2 separate regions of the Homo sapiens genome follow, and region 2 is linked to region 1. A link is an interaction called in ENCODE POLR2A ChIA-PET data of the cell type or tissue named here. Cell type or tissue: A673. All regions are shown on one strand. Region 1 overlaps LYVE1 (lymphatic vessel endothelial hyaluronan receptor 1). Region 2 has its middle 38 kb from the start of WEE1.

The links. ChIA-PET counts read pairs that join two places held together with the same protein. Peaks named below come from ENCODE experiments on the same cell type or tissue, not always from the same donor. Only the 100,000 strongest peaks of a DNase experiment are listed, where the experiment ranks them.
Region 2: POLR2A ChIA-PET joins it to region 1 with 11 read pairs; 1 of 35 experiments calls an interaction of 5 or more read pairs at or near these places.

Annotation. Positions count from the first base shown.
Region 1 is chr11:10,559,503-10,562,002 of GRCh38, reverse strand. LYVE1 (lymphatic vessel endothelial hyaluronan receptor 1) reads left to right here. Exons shown (of 6, transcript NM_006691.4): 4 at 1,203-1,508; 5 at 2,109-2,187. The region is part of intron 1 of IRAG1-AS1 (IRAG1 antisense RNA 1); the gene reads right to left. Among named protein-coding and RNA genes, the nearest start is that of LYVE1, 7.9 kb to the left of the region's middle. In A673, no CTCF peak of the experiment used is centred here; no DNase peak of the experiment used is centred here; H3K27ac peaks cover 1,084 bases.
Region 2 is chr11:9,534,135-9,536,634 of GRCh38, reverse strand. No RefSeq gene overlaps it. Among named protein-coding and RNA genes, the nearest start is that of WEE1, 38 kb to the left of the region's middle. In A673, a CTCF peak has its summit at 1,358 (motif pointing left); a DNase peak (open chromatin) is centred at 1,344.

The DNA.
Region 1 (2,500 bases):
CCAGAGATAATTTTATTTTATTATTTTATTTTTATTATACTTTAAGTTCTGGGATACACGTGCAAAATGTGCAGGTTTGTTACATAGGTATACATGTGCCATGGTGGTTTGCTGCACCCATCAACCCGTCACCTACGTTAGGTATTTCTTCTAATGCTATCCCTCTGCTAGCCCACCCCCCAACCCCAGCTGATGCTACCCACTGCCACAAATAATTAGGGACTTAAAATAGATGCAAATTTATATTATAATATATTGCATGGCTCTGCCATTTACTAGCTCTGTGACTTTGGGCGAGTTATTCAATTTCTCTAAACTTCAGTTTCCTCCTGTGTAAACAAGGGTTTAGTAATATTGTTCAATGAGATACCTATTTAAACACTTACTGCCATGGTCAACTCAGATTAAGATGCTTTAACAAGTGTTTCCTCTCTAGCACATGCAACAGATTGGAAAGCAAACCCTTATCCCTCTCCTGGTCCCTTTTTGTTCACTTCTTTTTTTAATGAGCCCAGAAATATCAGGTCTTAGCATATCTTTGTCCTGAAGTGACACCACATGTGTATATTTGGTCTTCCAATCTATACTTTCCTTCCTTTCCCTTTTCCTTCCTTCCCTATTCATCAAATAGTTATTGAGCATGTGCTATGTACCACACACAGTGCTCATACCATGCTGACCAAGACAGACGGGGTTTCTGCTGCCAGAGAGCTTGCAGTCCAGTGGGGAACAGTGTAATGAGAACTGTGACAAGGAAGTACAAGAACATATGCCAATCAAGTCAACAAGTCTGCCTGAGAAAGACAGGGTCAATCTGAGACCTGAGGGATGAGTCAGAGTAAGCTAAATAAAGAGAGGCAAAGAGTCATAAAGGTGAATAAAGCATCGTGGTGCAAGGCTTGGATGTAAGATAAAGTGTATCAAGGAATTTCAAGTAATTTCAGTATGGCAGGGGCAATGAGAGAAAAAGAGCAGATGAGGCTGGCATGTTAGCAGGGGCCAAATCACAGAAGGCCTTGTAGGCCATACAACAAAGATAGCCACTGAAGGCTTCTAAGGAAGAAAGTGATATGGTTAGATTTGCTTTTTAAAGACCATTCCAGCTGCGGTATAAGGGGTTTGGAGGTAGTAAGACTAGAGGCAAGAAGAACAGTTAGGAGGCTGTTGCAATACTTTTATTCCATGTTTCCCTATCCCAACAGATACTTGGACTAACTCGTGCATTCCAGAAATTATCACCACCAAAGATCCCATATTCAACACTCAAACTGCAACACAAACAACAGAATTTATTGTCAGTGACAGTACCTACTCGGTGGCATCCCCTTACTCTACAATACCTGCCCCTACTACTACTCCTCCTGCTCCAGCTTCCACTTCTATTCCACGGAGAAAAAAATTGATTTGTGTCACAGAAGTTTTTATGGAAACTAGCACCATGTCTACAGAAACTGAACCATTTGTTGAAAATAAAGCAGCATTCAAGAATGAAGCTGCTGGGTTTGGAGGTAAATGGTTTCTGTGTCTATGTTACGTGTGTATGTATGTTCATGTATAACAGATAATTCATAGAATCCTGCCTGTCTTTAGATGAGGCGCTCAGGACCTGTCAAATACTAATAAAAGCTTAACACAAACTCAACTTTCATGAAGTCATAGAATCTGAGAGCTGTAAAGAACCTTAGTGATTAAGCTAAAAAGTGTAAGTATAAAAGAATTTCACTGTTGAAAACTCAAGACTTTTAAAAATAAATCACTATCTGTTCCTATGCATAAGTTCTTTTTAAAATATATACCCTAAAGGCCTATGACTTTATTCTAGTCATCTCTTTCTCAGGCAGGCTTGTTGACTAGAGTAGGTCTCAAGGCCATGGAGGAGAAATGAACTCTGTCATATTGCAACTGATAGAATTGAGAGTGTGAGAAGCAAGGCCAATGATTCTACAAGCATGAAGCAAAGAAGCTGGTGTGGGCCCAATATCATAAAGGGCTACAGAGAAGGTTTTTCTCCTGTACTGTCTACTGTCTCAATCACCTGGATCATGCAATGAGCATTACACACAATGTTTAAGTGAAGGACCAACAGGCCTTGTCTCTGTTCCTTGCAGGTGTCCCCACGGCTCTGCTAGTGCTTGCTCTCCTCTTCTTTGGTGCTGCAGCTGGTCTTGGATTTTGCTATGTCAAAAGGTAGGGTTGTTGGTGCACTGCTAGTCTTGTAATCTTTGTCATGTTTCTATCCTGTGCTTTTTCAGGGTCACTGTTGGCATTTTGCTGATCAAAATGGAGATAGCAGTCCTCTGATATAAATTTCTCCCTCATCTCATCTCTTTCCCTTCAGCCCAATCTTTTCTATTTCAGGACATGCATGTCGTCCAGCCATCAGTCAATGACTGTCCTTTGAAAATCAAGAAATTAAAAAAAATTGACATCTGGGGAAAATTTATATGCTTTATTTGATTTTTGGTTCTTTGTTTTTGTTGGAAGAGTTATGTGGTCAGCC
Region 2 (2,500 bases), 1.0 Mb after region 1:
TTATTAGACTTGGGTCCAAGGGCAGGGCAGCAATGGGGCTTCTATCCCAAGTTCTTGGACAAGAATTTGGCATTTATCCTATAAGTTTGGCATTTATTCCAAAATTTCTTGTCCAAGAACTTGGGATAGAATCTATTGACAGCCTATTGTCTCCAGTCATGGTTGACACTGGAGCCCTGGACAGGGCTCTGCCTGTGGATGAGCAAGTGACTTTCCCTGTGGGGATGAAGGAAGGTGACCATGTAGACCTTCTCCTAAGACTGTAGAAGGCATGCAGAACGGCAAATACGGCAGCAGCCTGGCCTCACCTTAAGACTGGGTTTAAGAGTGTGGAATGGGCCGGGTGCAGTGGCTCATGCCTGTAATCCCAGCACTTTGGGAGGCCGAGGCAGGTGGATCACCTGAGGTCAGGAGTTCGAGACAGCCTAGCCAACATGGTGAAACCCTGTCTCTACTAAAAATACAAAAAATTAGGGGGTCATGGTGGCAGGCGCCTATAGTCCTAGCTACTCAGGAGGCTGAGGCAGGAGAATCGCTTGAACCCAGGAGGCGGAGGTTGCAGTGAGCCGAGATCGTGCCACTGTACTCCAGCCTGGGCAACAGGAGCGAAACTCCATCTCAAAAACAAACAGAAAAAAAAAAAAAGACCGGGACTGGTGGCTCATGCCTGTAATCCCAGCACTTTGGGAGGCTGAGGCAGGTGGATCACCTGAGGTCAGGAGTTCAAGACCAGCCTGGCCAACACGGTGAAGCCCCATCTCTACGAATAATACAAAAATTAGCTGGGCGTGGTGGCACATGCCTGTATTCCCAGCTACTCAGGAGGCTGAGGCAGGAGAATTGCTGGAACCTGGGAGGCAGAGGTTACAGTGAGCCGAGATCGTGCCACTGCACTTCCAGCCTGGGCAACACAGCGAGACTCCATCTCAAAAACAAAACAAAGAGTGTGGAATGTTGCTAGGAATGAGTGGCTGGGGCCGGAGACTCCTTAGGCCTGGCAGAGATTTGCCCTGGAAGTGCCTGTGTGAGAATGATTAGTTCTCAGCACCTTCTTGTCACAGGATTGCAACTGGCGTCTCAGGAAGCCAAATCTGAGCTACTCCTGGAAGTATCATCTTGGTCAACACTGGCTATAAAACCAAAAGAGGCTGCCAGATTGTGCAAGGAGACAAAACTAGTCTGGTGAGGGCATTTCCTCTTTAGTGATGTCCCAATGGCCTGAGGCTGTCAGGGTTCTTCTCATCACTTGCCTTGTTTTGACTGCCCCCATCAAGGCACAGCTGGCTCATTTGTCCCAGAAGGAAATGGTGAAGCAAGCAGATGGATTGCTCCCTGGACCTCCACAGCGCCTCCTGCTGGTGGTGGACCCCAAGGCCCACCATCCTGCCTTTAATTCATTAACCAGCTGCTTTTCTTTTTGGCTTTGAAATACCCAAAGGTTCCACCAGCTTTCCAACAGTGAAGCCCACCTTTGTAAAAAAAAAAAGAAGCGCTCCCATTTTTCTGTTGCCCCTGCTTTTTCGGTTAAAAGAACATGAAGCAATTTCAGGATATTAGAAAAGCCCTAAGGCAGTGGGGAAACATGCCTAATGAGTTTTAGCTGAATAAAACATCAGGTGAGTGTGGGAGCTGCCCTCAAGCGGGACCTACTGTGCTCCTAGGGCCCTCATCAGCACAAAAGCCCTGTCACTGGCTTGGAGTAAAGATTTCCTATTTAAAAAGATAAGCCAAACCCCTTGGGGCAGCAGAGATTTTTTTTTTTTTTTTTTTTACCACTTTGGGTTTTCTTTAGAATTTGCAGAATTTGTGTGAAGGGCACTGGCACTGAGTCTGCACCCAGATTAGAGCTGTTTTCCACATCCCTTTCCTAGGCTGGGGGGCTTTGGGGCAGATTAGTGATTAGGCTTGTGGGGGGCTTCTGTGTGCTGTGACCTGTGCGTGCCAGGGAACCCCTGCAGCAGTGAGGCAAAGTGGGAAGAAATCTGGAATTGACATTAGAGCTGGAATCTCATTTTCTTTCATCTTGTAAACCAAAACATGACCATGGCAGATCTCAACTGATTCAAAGTTTATTTTGCCAAGGCTGAGGACGTGCCTGGGAAAAAGAAACCCAAGTCACAATACGATCTGTGACCCGTGTTTTTCCAAAGAGGATTTGGGGAACTTCAATATTTCAAGAGGTGTAAACCAAAAAGTATCTGAGATAGGTAACAATTAATTTAGAAATTTATGTTGCCAGCGTTAAGGACGTGCACTTGGGAGACAGGTCTGTGCCTTTCTCCAAATATGGTTTTGAGGGCTTCAATATTTAAAAGTGGGAAAAGCAGGCTGGAGGGGAAAGACGGAGGGTATGGTCACATGACTGAATCCACATGTTGCAAGAGAAAAGGAGCAGGTAGGGGAATAGTCAATTATATATTCATCTTTGTAGCAGCTAAGGTGAACATAGAGTAGCTCTGTGGAGATACTTAACTTTTTATCTGTAGCTACTTGCTTAGGA